Linked DNA regions of Homo sapiens: region 1 is linked to region 2. The links are chromatin loops, found by intact Hi-C in ENCODE. Cell type or tissue: PC-3. All regions are shown on one strand. Links, peaks and the distances in the headings refer to the core of each region. The heading gives the core; the rest is flanking DNA.

Evidence for each region. Peaks named below come from ENCODE experiments on the same cell type or tissue, not always from the same donor. Only the 100,000 strongest peaks of a DNase experiment are listed, where the experiment ranks them.
Region 1: it touches region 2 in a loop (6-fold over the local background); 4 of 110 quality-filtered maps call a loop at or near these places.

What each region holds. Positions count from the first base shown.
Region 1 is chr1:19,734,553-19,739,552 of GRCh38, reverse strand. It overlaps TMCO4 (transmembrane and coiled-coil domains 4), which reads left to right. Exons shown (of 16, transcript NM_181719.7): 13 at 2,097-2,181. Among named protein-coding and RNA genes, the nearest start is that of TMCO4, 63 kb to the left of the region's middle. In PC-3, for the core only: a CTCF peak has its summit at 2,025 (motif pointing left); DNase peaks (open chromatin) are centred at 2,002 and 3,532; H3K27ac peaks cover 4,167 bases.
Region 2 is chr1:19,866,129-19,874,380 of GRCh38, reverse strand. The region is part of intron 1 of LOC105376823 (a long non-coding RNA gene); the gene reads left to right. Among named protein-coding and RNA genes, the nearest start is that of OTUD3, 12 kb to the left of the region's middle. In PC-3, for the core only: a CTCF peak has its summit at 2,041 (motif pointing right); DNase peaks (open chromatin) are centred at 1,940 and 4,360; H3K27ac peaks cover 3,250 bases.

The DNA.
Region 1 (5,000 bases), core at 1-5,000, 130 kb after region 2:
GGCAGAAGCAAAAGTGGCTCCTATGTATCAGCTCTTCATTCAAGTGTTTAGGATAATCACTGGGCTCATTTGGGTGATATTTCAGTGGAAACCTCTGACGCAGTTTGCAGTGAAGCCAGTAAAGTGAATGAGACCAGGTGCTTCAGCTGGCCACCAATGGAATTCCCACATGCTGGTGGCCTGGTGTTCCTTCCCAGAAGTATAAAGCTACTTTGTGAGGTCATCTTTGGTGGTCTAAATACCATGTAAAATGGTTAGGAAGAGACATCATCATAATACTTTTAAAATTTGAATCTAGTAAAGATGTACTTACCAAGAGAATAAAACCATCCCCTTCAGAATAAAACTTGAGTGAATGGAGACAAAAGCTTGAGAAGCAGTACCAGAAATGACTGCATTGTCAGGATTTGTTTTGGCTGGAAGTGGGAGAAAACCCAAAATAACAGTGGCTTAAACAAGGTAGAAATTTATTTTCCTGGAGAAGCCTAGCAAGGTTGTCTAATAGCCTTCCATGGTGCAGAGGCCCAGGTTCCTGCTACCTTGTTGCTCTGGGGTCTTGACCTTGTATCAAAGATGGCATCATCCGAGCTCCAGGGAGCAGGAGAAAGGAAGAACTGAAGAAGAAACAGCAAAGCCTTACAACATTTCAGTTGGTGTCTCACTGGCCAGAGCCTAGTCACATGACCATTCCTAGCTGCCACAGAAGCTGGGAAATATAGTATTTATTCTGAGTGATGATGAACCCAGCTGAAATTCAATTACTATGGAAAAAAGGGAGGATGGATATTGAGGGATGACAACTAGCAGTTTCTGCCATGCAGCTAAACTGCTTGAGCAACTGGCCACCCCCTTCAATCCCTGCGTCTTTGTCAAAAGAAACAGAAAATCCTTCGGCAGGCTTGACTCTAAGGCAAAGGCCAAAGTGGCATTGGCTTAGACAAGATAGAATTTTGTTCTCTCCCAAGTAAGAGTCTGGGTGTCAATATCTGGAGCAAGATGATGTGTTAGTTTCCTGCTGCCACTGTTACAAATTACCACAAATTTACCAGCTGAAAACAAATGTACTATTTTACAGCTCTGGAGGTCAAAAGGCAAAAATGCATGCCTTAGGGAGGATCCCCTTTCCTTGCCCTGTGCTAAGTCTCAGCCCTGTGGCCACCTCAAGCTACGGAGGAGTCAGGGAAACTTCGTCTTTGGCTGGGTGGCCGTGTGCCCAGTCAAACTCAGGAGTAAAGGACAAAGGGGAGAATGATATTGGGCAGTGGCCAGCAGGGTTGGCACAAAGCTCCTGCAGGATTCGAATACTGTTTAACAGAGGATTTTCTACTGTGGTAAGTGGAGTGGTGTGGGGATGTGGAATACGTGTATTGGCACAAAACCAAGGAAAAGGAATAGACTGGTAAAACCAGGCTGGGCCTCCAGAGCTCATCCACTCCCCTCCTCTCCTTCCATGTAAGCTTGTACCCAAACACCCCCAGATAACTTTCATTTTCTTTAGAGTCTTGACATGATCAGTTACCTTTTCTTACAAGTCCTTGAGTCAGAAAATTCCTCTTTCCATCTGACTTACTACCTTATCTTATCACTTAGAGCCAATATTTTGTGCCCCACCTTCCTATCTAGAAACTGAACTGTTGTCCCTCCCTTGTCACTCTTGCCTTTTTACCCCTCACACCTGGGGGTGCCTTCTGTCTAATCTCCCCAGCTCCGGAAGGGGTCCCGCAGCACTGCAGCCATTTGCCGCAAGGCAGATCAGTGCAAGGGAAGTTGCTCTTGTAATTGACTAGCCCTGTCTCCTGGGGAAGATGAGACGGTGGCTGGATAATGATTTGAGATGAAAGGGAATTAACCCAGCCGGGGGCTGCCTGTTGGCCTTGGAGGAAGCCAATTCCAGCAGCAGGTGCACTCCTGCATAAATGAGGGTCCTGACTCTGCTGATTAAGACATCAGCGCTCAGGGACCGGAACAGCACATGCATGATTCATTAGATGAGAATCAGGTGGTAAGGAATGTGCAAAGGCTGCCCTCCTCAGGCCTGATGTTTTGCTAGAACTGGCAGTATTCCTTCCAGACACCTGTGTCCTTTTTCCCTTCAGGGGCGACGACCTGTCACCTTGATTGGCTTCAGCCTGGGAGCCAGAGTCATCTACTTCTGTCTGCAGGAGATGGCTCAAGAGAAAGGTGAGCATGGATTATTGTCACAGACGGAAACCCTTCACAAGCTTGTTCCCAGGGACAGATGTTCTGGGCCAGGGGCCATGAGCCTTGCAAAATGTGTTCCCAGTTCTTAGAAATAATAGTTAAAAGTTAAAAATAGTTTAAAAATCAAGAAAAATCGTCATCAACCTTGGGGAAATGATTTTATATACATACATTAGAGTAGATGCAAGATGGACCATCCTGTAATAATGACACTGGCTTTTGTGTTCTAATGCACTTTCCCAAGTGGGAATGAAGGGGACAAGAAATTCAAAATTAAGGTGTTGGCAGGTGCACTTTCCCTCTGAAGGCTCTAGTGGAGGATTTTTCCTGTCTCTTCCAACTTCTTGTGGCTGCCAGCAGTCCTTAGCATTCCTTGGCTTGTAGACATGTCATTCCAGTCTCTGCCTGTTGTCTTCTCTCATAAGGACAGACAGAGTCATTGGATTTAGGGCCCACTCTCATCCAGGGTGATCCCATGTCAAGATCATTTACTTAATTATATCTGCAACGACCCTTTTACCAGATGAGGTCGCATTCACAGGTTCTGGGTGGACATATCTTCTGGGGGTTCACCATTCAACCACACACAGACACCTTTGGGAGTGTGTCATGCCTCCAGTGTCATCCTTTCTGTGCAAGGCAGTGAAAAGCTTGAGGGCTGCTGCTCCTGGCCTTGGGTAGGTGAGGTCTCCAGGGCAGAATGCTGGTTTTGGACAGATCTGTCAGCAGGGGCTGCCTGTGGAGGGGCTGGTTGGGAGAGTGAGTTGCCGAGCCTGGGGCACTTGGAGTGGTTCACTGCTCCTGGAACATGGGCTCACCTCCTCTCAGTGGAAGGTAGCAGCGGCAGGACTCTGAAGGCAAGAGGAGGAACTCAGAGAGAAATTGTTGAACCTGGGAGTGGAGGGTGGATGGGAGAGAAGGATTGGAGCTTAATATGATTTGGTTGTGTCCTCACCCAAATCTCATCTTGAATTGTGGCTCCCACAATCCACATGGGTCATGGGAGGGACCCGGTGGGAGGTAATTGAATCAGGGGGGTGGGTTTTCCCCATGCTGTTTCCATGATAGTGAATAAGTCTCATGAGAGCTGATGGTTTTATAAAGGGCAGTTCCCCTGCACGCGTTCTCTTGCCTGCCACCATGTACGACGTGCCTTTACTTCTCCTTTGCCCTCCACCATGATTGTTATTTGTTGCTGCAAAACGGCCTCTCCAAACACGGTGGCCAAAAGCAGCAATAACTGATCATTTCTCACGATTCTATGAGTTGGCAAGACCATTTGCCTCTCCTGCCTGGGCTTAGTCATGCAGTTGTAGTCAGAGCTGGAACACCCAGGAGGTCCAAGTTGACCTCATTCGTGTATCTGGCCATCGGTGCTGGTTGTCGGCCAATGCAGACTCCTCCCTGCTCTCCAAATCTACTTTTCCCAGGGAAGCCTTTGAAAAGTTGCCATCCTCTCTGCTGTCATCATTTTGCTTCTTTCCTTGTCATCTTTCCCTCTCTGGCAGCAAACCGTCTATCTGCCAGGCTCGTTACCTAGAGAGATGTAGTCTTATTAATAGAACCAATTCTTCATTCAGAGGGCATGTCTCTGCCTCCAGTTAGCATAAATGCTATGTTAACTTAAGATCGTTAGTACAGGCAAGACTTTAATTCCCCTGCCAAACAAATTGAATTAATTACCATGAACCATTTGGCTGTGGTAACCGGAAGTGAGGTCGACTCTCAGCTGTCCCCAGAATGTGAGGCTGGAAACTGGAAAGAGGGAAGAGGGAGGCAGGTGGCTTCTTGGTGACAGGGCTGGTTTGTGTGACACTGGGAAGTTCCTGCACTACAGCCTTTTGGGGGATGGTTCCCAAAGCAGCTTCCTTCCAGCATCTTTCCTGCTCGCTGCTCCCACCCCTGGATCCTCATGGCCCATAGCTGAGATTTTGGGTTTTGATATTAGGCAGACCTGGATTTGGCTCCTAGCTTTGCCACTGACTGGCTGTCGGACCTTGGGCTAGTCACTTAACCTCTCTGGGCCTCAGCTTCCTCAAAGGATATGAGCTTTGTACACTTATCTCAAAGGATCATGGGGGGATGACATAACGAATGTGAGAATTCCTGGCCCCAGTTTGGGTACACTCAGTAAATGTCCTCTGAATTCCAACCTGAGGACCTACTGTGCACAGGGAACTGTGGTGAGTGTTGTGTAGATGTCAGAACTTGTCATTTTGTGTCCGCTCTCCAGCCTCACATTAGATGTGAAGTCCAGGTAGGCAGGGTCTGCCTTGAGCCCTGCCGCCCCCCTAGTGCCCAGCACAGTGCCCAGTGCACTGTGAGTGGTCAGGAAGATGAAGGAGCTGGACTTTGGGTGAGGGAATCAGGCACATGCTGCTGTGCCCACGAGCTAGTGCAGATCCACCGGGTGCCAGGCTGTGTTCCAAGCACTTGCAAGTGTGATCACATTCCTCCCTCACTGCAGCCACAGGAGGGAGGTTCCACCAGTCTCCCTGCTTCAGATGAGAAAACTGAGGCTGAGAGGTGAAGCCACAAGAATCCTAAGTGCCAGAGCCAGGATTCAGGCCCAGGGAGTCTGGCCCTGGAGCCCTCACTCCTAACCACTATGCTGTATTTGGCAGACGGCAGCTGGACTAGGGCAGGGCATTCCAGAGGGTCGGCCAGCATGGGCAAAGGCGGGGCTCTCAGGGGTGTCTAGAAACGGTGGCATCTGGTGTCTCTGCAGCCCACGTAAGAGGCCCCCCAGGTGGGTTGGTGGGAAATGCTAATAGGTCAGGGTGGGAGCCTGGCACTGT
Region 2 (8,252 bases), core at 1-5,000:
TGATCCAATCACCTCCCACCCGGTCCCTCCCTCAACACGTGGGGATTATGGGGATTATAATTCAAGATGATATTTGGGTGGGTTCACAGAGCCTAACCATATCAATTACCTTCCATGACAGTATCCTAACAGGGCACAGGGAAGAATGTTATCAGCAAAAGTCTTTTTTTCCCTCTTTCAGTTACCCTGTGTTTCTGCTTCTGCTTAGATGGTGGTGGTGGTGATGGTGGTGGTGGTGGTGGTGGTGGTGGTGATGGTGGTGGTGGTGATGGTGGTGGTGGTGGTGATGGTGATGGTGGTGATAGTGATAGTGATGTTGAGGGCATGTGTGTGTTTGCATATACGCGCACACACATGTGGAATTCTCTGACTCCTTTTTCTCTCTCTCTCTTTTTTTTTTTTTTTTTGAGATGGCGTCTTGCTCAGTCACCCACTCTGGAGTACAGTGGTGCAATCTCGACTCACCACAATCTTCGCCTCCTGGGCTCAAGCGATTCTTCTGCCTCAGCCTCCCCAAGTTGCTGGGATTACAGGCACATGCCACCACACCTGGCTAATTTGTATGTATTTTTAATAGAAATGGAATTGCACCACGTTGGCCAGCCTGGTCTTGAACTCCTGACCTCAGGGGATCCGCTTGCCTTGACCTCCCAAAGTGCTGGGATTACAGGCATGAGCCACCGCGCCCAGCCTCCCCTGTCTCTTTCTGCCGGCAGTTCCTGTTCTTGATGGCCGTGGGTCATCCTCCGTGTGCCTCTGCCTGTCCCACTTTCCCTCTCCAACTTCCTCCTCTTCCTCTGCATTTCCAGTGCTCCTTTTATCTCACCCACTTAGCATAGGGTGGACCAAAATAAAAAATAAAACAACAGGTTTTGGAGTGGTCAGACAGAATTGAGTCCAGTTCCCACTTCTTACAAGCTGTGTGGCCAGCATTGTTTTCCATAATCTTTCTGAGCTCTAGTTTCTTTGTGTGGAAAAAATGAGAGCAGTTGGGGCTTCTTCTCCGGATTGTTCTGAAGTATTGATATCACAACTCCAGCAAAGTCCCTGGCACCGTAAGTGTTAGTTTCCCTCCTCCTCTTTCCCTTAATTTCTGGGCTTTTTTTTGTTTCCTTCCTCACCACTGCCCATTCTCTCTACTTTCTCCTAAATGGCTATAAGACCAAACTATATTACATATACTAAATTATTCATATGTGTGAAGTGAAGGGTTTAATATCCTTCATCATTCCTTTTCCTAGCCACTAGAAATTGCTAGAAACCTGGCCAGGCACTGTGGCTCACGCCTGTAATCCCAGCACTTTGGGAGGCTGAAGCAGGTGGATCACAAGGTCAGGAGTTCAAGACAATCCTGGCCAAGATGGTGGAAACCCATCTCTACTAAAATACAAAAATTAGCTGCGCATAGTGGCTGCCGCCTGTGATCTCAGCTACTTGGGAGGCTGAGGCAGAGAGTTGCTTGAACCCGGCAGGCAGAGGTTGCATTAAGCTGAGATCACGCCACTGCACTCCAGCCTAGGTGACAGAGCGAGACTCCGTCTCAAAAAAGAAAGGAAGGAAGGAAGGAAGGAAGGAAGGAAGGAAGGAAGGAAGGAAGGAAGAAAGAAAGAAAGAAAGAAAGAAAGAAAGAAAGAAAGAAAGAAAGAAAGAAAGAGAACATTCTGCATTTCTCTCAAGGACAATAAAACAACAGCTATTGTTTGTATGTGACCCTCACTTGATCCATTTCATCATTGGCCCTTAATGGGGAAAATATGGTTATGGGGTGGCAGTGGAGGACTCCTCTTCCTCATGCTCATTCAGTGAACTTGCTGGACCTCGAGCTGTGGGATTTATCTTTTACAGCTCCATAGCAATGTCTTTGTTTGGTGTCTGTGCCAGAGATCCTAATGGCCCACAGTATTTGCAGTCATCGTCATCCTGTGTAAACTCATTATTTACAACTGCATCATCAGCACCTGTGCCAGGACCCCACCCTGGGGCACAAATGAACTAACCAGGTGACGGGAAGTGGAAGGCTGTTCCACAGGCCACACGAGGGGGCAGCAGAAAGACATATTTTGTGATGTGGAGATGAACTGCCGTCAACTCGACTTTCCCCCACGTCTAAGGGAATAGACTTGGCATAAAGCAAAAAAGGCTTATAGAACATAAAAGCACATTGGAAATGATCCTTTTCCAACTTTGCTGTTTTATAGATGGAGAGATTGAGGTCCCAAGAAGGTAAAGTGGATTTGTTGGTCACATTAGCTGGTTACTAGCAGAGCAGGAACTCGAACACAGCCCTCTCTCCCTTCATCATCCCACACTGCCGGGCATGAAGTCCCATCCCCAAGGTGGGCCCAACAACTTCCTCTCTTTTCTCTCAATATACATGGATATTTTTCTGATATGAAAAATACATGTTGGCCGGGAGCGGTGGCTCATGCCTATAATCCCAGCACTTTGGGAGGCCGAGGTGGGTGGATCAACTGAGGTCAGGAGTTCAAGACCAGCCTAGGCAACATGGTGAAACCCTGTCTCTACTAAAAATACAAAAATTAGCCATGCGTTGTGGCGATCACCTGTAGTTCCAGCTAATCAGGAGGCTGAAGCACGAGAATCGCTTAAACCTGGGAGGCGTAGGTTGCAGTGAGCTGAGATCGCGCCATTGACCTCCAGCCTGGGCATCAGAGCGAGACTCTGTCACAAAAAAAAAAAAAAAAAAAAAAAAAAAGAGAAATACCTGCTCATGATAGAAAACCAAAAAAGACATTAAAAATTTAAAAGAAAACAAAATCACCCATACTTGCACTCTCAGGAATAATGATTGTTGCCATTTTGATGTGTTAGGTTGAACCATATGAAATTGCTGATATTTGACAATTTTCAGCCTACAAAAATGACAATTTCATACGGTTTAACCTAATATTTCCTCCCACCTTTTCTCCACGACAAACATAAAATTATTTTAAAATATAAAACAAGGATGAGACTACATGTGTATATTTGTGTGTATTTCTTTAGAGCCTACCTTTTTTTTTTTTTTTTTTTTTTTTTGAGATGGAGTCTTGCTGTGTCACCCAGGCTGGAGTACAGTGGCATGATCTCTGCTCACTACAACCTCCACCTCCCGAGTTTAAGCGATTCTCCTGCCTCAGCCTCCCGAGTAGCTGGGATTACAGGCATGCGCCACCCCGCCTGGCTAATTTTTTGTATTTTTAGTAGAGATGAGTTTCACTATATTGGCTAGGCTGGTCTTGAACTCCTGACCTCGTGATCCACCCGCCTCGGCCTCCCAAAGTGCTGGGATTACAGGTGTGAGCCACCGTGCCTGGCCTAGAGCCTACCTTTTAAAGTGAAGTATTAGCAATTACAAATATATAAAGAGAATAATGCCACATACACTCACATGTCTCCCACTCTTCCCCTGAGAAATAAGATGTCACATATACAATTGAAGCCCGCTATCCACCTCTCCCCAACAGGAGTTCCTCCCTATCACCTTGAGATAACTACTATCATCACTTTGGTATTTATCGCACATTGGTTTGTATCACTAAATCATATGCAGTATTGTTTAGCATTTTTAACTTTATATAAATGAGACCAAGGTAGATGTATCTTCCATGACTTTTATTGTTTATAAAGGATTATATGTACGTATATATATATACACATAGTTTTTTTTTTTTTTTTGAGACAGAGTCTTACTCTGTTGCCCAGGCTGGAGTGCAGTGGTGTGATCTCAGCCCACTACAACCTCTGCCTCCCAGGTTCAAGCGATTCTCCTGCCTCAGCCTCCCAAATAGCTGGGATTACAGGCACATGCCACCATGCCCTGCTAATTTTTGTATTTTTAGTAGAGACAGTGTTTCGCCATGTTGGCCAGGCTGGTCTCGAACTCCTAACCTCAGGTGATCCACCCACCTCGGCCTCCCAAAGTGCTGGGTTAGAGGCCTGAACCACCGCACCCGGCTGAACTGTATATTTTTGAAACTTATCCATGTTGATGATACATGTAGCTTTTGTTCACTCACTTTCAATTTTTTGCTATTAAATATTCAGATTTACTATCTGCCTGACTCCACTAGACAGGAATCTTCCGCGGTGGAGACTCTGTCTTAGTTATCCGTGGCACCCAGGAGGCCCCAGAAATGGCCATTGAGTGGAATGGACAGATGCAGGAAGTGAAAAGCTGAAAATCACTTTGCCAGATAAGCCCAGACTCATCTGTTGAGCACTCAAGGCAGACAGCACTGATAAGAAGGCCCTTGTATCTGGGAGAGGCAGACGTCAAAGCTGAACATTTCTTTATGATGCCTCTCTCAAGTGACAGATTCAGAGTTCTAAGGCATCTGATCCAGAACTGGAGGGGAGGACGGAAGCATCAGGAAAAGCTCCCAGAGAGCCCAGAACTCATTCCTGAAGGATGAGTAGGTTCCTCTCTTCATGGCAACCAGAGCCAGAAGCCCAAATTTATTTTTTATTCTTTATGTTTTTTAGAGAGACAAGGTCTCATTCTGCTACCCAGGCTGGGTTCAGTGGCATGATCATAGCTCACTATAACCTTGAATTCCTGGGCTCAAGCAATCCTCCCACTTCAGCCCCCCAAGTAGCTGGGACTACAGGCACACACCATCATGCCTGGCTAATTTTTTAATTTTTTTGTAGATACAGGGTCTCACTATGTTACCCAAGTTGGTCTCAAACACCTGGCCTCAAGCCATCCTCCCACCTCAGCCTCCCAAAGCACTGGGATTACAGGTGTGAGTCATCGCCCCCAGCCCACATTTTTAGATAAAGGCATTTACTTATATGTCCTCAGGATTCTTTGGTTATACCCATAAAACCAAGTTTTTCAGACCATTAACATGTATGATTGGTAGAAAAATGGCATTGCTGGAGCCATAAAACACAGACAACGAAAAATAACAATTCCTTTGTCAAAATCTACCCACCTCTGATGAGTTCAAAGTTACAGGAATAGTAACAAGTCACAGTGGCAATGAGGCATAGAGGCGAGAGTTTAGGGGCTCTGGAATCAGATGGAGCTGAATCAGAATCCTGGCTCATCCACTTCCTAAATGTGTGACCCTGGGCAAGTCATTCACCTCGTTCAGTTTCTATCTCTTCATCTGCAAAATAGAGATACAAATGTCTACCTTGCAAGTTGATGGATATAACCTGCCTGGCATATAGTGTGTATCCTATAAATGGGAGGAAATCCTATGATCAGACTGGGTTGGCAGAGAACTGCCTTTGACTATTGAAGGTGGACAGGGTTGATGAGAGAGTAAACTCCTCATAGCCATGAAAACCCTGCATCTCACTGTGACTGCTGATACAAGCCACTGGTCCTGTAGAGTAGCTGGGAATCATTCTCAGCCCTCCTCGAGAACACGCCTGTCCTGTGAAGAAGATAAATCTGGTCTGGATGCAGTGGCTCAAGCCTGTAATCCCAGCACTTTGGGAGGCCAAGGTGGGTAGCTCACCTAAGGTCAGGAGTTTGAAATCAGCCTGGCCAATATGGTGAAACACCATCTCTATTAAAAATACAAAAATTAGCCAGGCGTGGTGGCAGACGCCTGTAATCTCAGCTACTCAGGAAGCTGAGGCAGGAGAATCACTTGAACCTGGGAGACAGAGATTGCAGTGAGCCAAGATTACGCCACTGCACTCCAGCATGGGTGACAGAGCAAGAGTTCATCTCAAAAAAAAAAGAAAAGAAAAAAAAAGAAGACATATCTGCTGATAGCCTAGGAAGCTGCTTCCTTTGGCTCTGTGTTCGTTTCTCTTCTTGGAGAAGATGAAAGGAATAAATGGGTACGTATTATATCGGTAAAGTCTAGGAGAGACCCAGTCCTAGAGAGAGGATCTCTCAAATAAAGCAGAAGATTTCCAAGCCCATTTAAAAGTTCACAAAAAATGTCACATGCAAAAGCATAAACCTAAACATCCTGAAAGGAGGGGAAATCCGGTGTTTCCACTACCTACTACTTCCCAGGTGAATATCTCTATAGTTTTCCATTACAAGAAAGAATTGCGGTCAAAATGACCCCCTTGCAGTAGATCTATTCAAATAAAAGAGCATTTAATTTTTGTATTTACAGCTAATCATAATATTACACTCAGTCTCTCCACCCACACACACTTTAAATTAACCTTTATTTCAATTTGCACAGCTAGAACAACTAGAGTTTCTCCATTTTTCTGGTGAAAAAAATGCCATGATTTAAAAGGTACACACCAGGCAGGGCATGATGGCTCACACCTGTAATCCCAGCACTTTGGGAGGCCAAAGCAGACGGATCACTTGAGGCCAGGAATTCAAGACAAGCTTGGCCAACATGGTGAAATCCCATCTCTACAAAAAATACAAAAATTAGTTGGGACTGGTGGGACATGCCTGTAATGCCAGCTACTCGGGCTGCTGAGGCACAAGAATCACTTGAACCTGGGAGGCAGAGGTTGCAGTGAGCCAAGATCATGGTATTGCACTCCAGCCAAGGCAACAGAGCAAGATTCTGTCTCAAAAAAATTAAATTAAATTAAAACTCCTCATCATTTGACTCAATACCTAGCCTCAGAAATAATCATTCAGGCATATATTTTCATGGGAAAGATGACAAGCAACTTAAATGGCTACCCCATAGGGGCTTTTTCAAATAAACAAGGAATTCCGCCATATCATAGAATAATCAGTAACCAATAAAAATAGTCTCATAGAAAATGACAGATCAAATGAAATGAAACGGTGTATGCAATGTGTTATTGGGTGAAAAGAGAAGTTTGCAAAGAGGTGGGGCTCCCATTTTTGGAAAAAGACACACACGTACATACATGCAGAGAGAGAAAGAGAAAATGAAAGAATAGGCATCAAATTAAGTTGATTACCTCTGGGCTCTCAGAATTGGACATGATTTTTACTTTGTTTTGTTTGCATTTTTTGCATGTTTGTATTTTTCTAAATTTCAGACATTAAAATTTTATTACAGTGGTATTTTTTTAAATAAAAAGCATCCCAAAGAAGATGTGAACAACTTTTGGAACACCTGGCCCTTTGCTCTAAGCCTGTTCTCTAAGCTTTCATCAGCACCAGACCTCAACAATTCTAGGGCTGGAGCAGCCTCTCATAGGAAAAGTTCAACTATTTCTTTCTAGAGCAGCCAACCCTAACTTTGATTCTGTCAGGTATGTCATTCGTGACATTATATAAGCATATTATTGGTACCAGGAATTGACATAGCTGCCATACTCATTGGCTTGGCTTGTCCAAAAAGAAAACTGGAGAATACAACTCAGATTTTTAAGATTTTGAGTACTGTTCCTTGGGGACAGTCCACTCATGCTTACAGCTGTGACATTGGCATTACTGTAGCATCAGGAATTTGAGATGGGCTGATTGTCACATGGGTGGCTGAGTCACTTAATTATAGACTAACAAAAGCTACTAGCACTTTGCTATGAAGCTAGAACCCGCCCTTACTCCCCTCTCAGACAGAAATGACCAGCCCACTTTGTGCCATGGTGAATCTATTACATACTCCTTAGATTCTTTGTAACATTCAAGAGCTTTGCAGTCATAAAATGGTAGCCAGGCTGGTCTTCTTCCCAACAATGGTAGTTTACAAAGGTAGTGAGAGCAATGCATTTGGGAACAGATCAAGTGAAAATGTAAAAGTGTCCAAAGAAGTAATATAACACCCCTTTCCCCAACCCAAAAATACTCCCTCCAGCTCTAACATCACCACCTACAGGAAGCCTGTCAGGTTTTCCCAAGCTACTCTTAGACCAAGAACTATCACCTCTTTATCCCCAGATGAGGCCCTGACTTTTGAGAGTCTACAGATGAATGAATGAATGAATGAGTATGTGACTCCGCAAGTACATGAGAGAATGAATATCAGAATGAGTAAGTGAATGTATCTGCTTCAGCAGCATTTGGTAGATATATCTGCTCATTTATTTCACAAAAATTGATGAAGGATTTACTCTATGCCAGATTCTATGATGGGTACTGGGATACTAACAAGATAGACAGGTCCCTGCTTTCAGGGAGTTTATATTATAGTTGGGGAGATAGTCGACACACAAAGAAACAAATGTGTGTATGATTTCAGATGGTGATAGCACTGTGAAGAAAACACATGGGGGTATATGAGACAGAGTGCCTGGGGGTGCTGAATGACTAGAAGATAAGGGCAGCAGGGAAGTCTTCTTTTTGAAGGTGGAATCTAAGCTCTGACTTAGAATGACTGTGTAAGCACTTC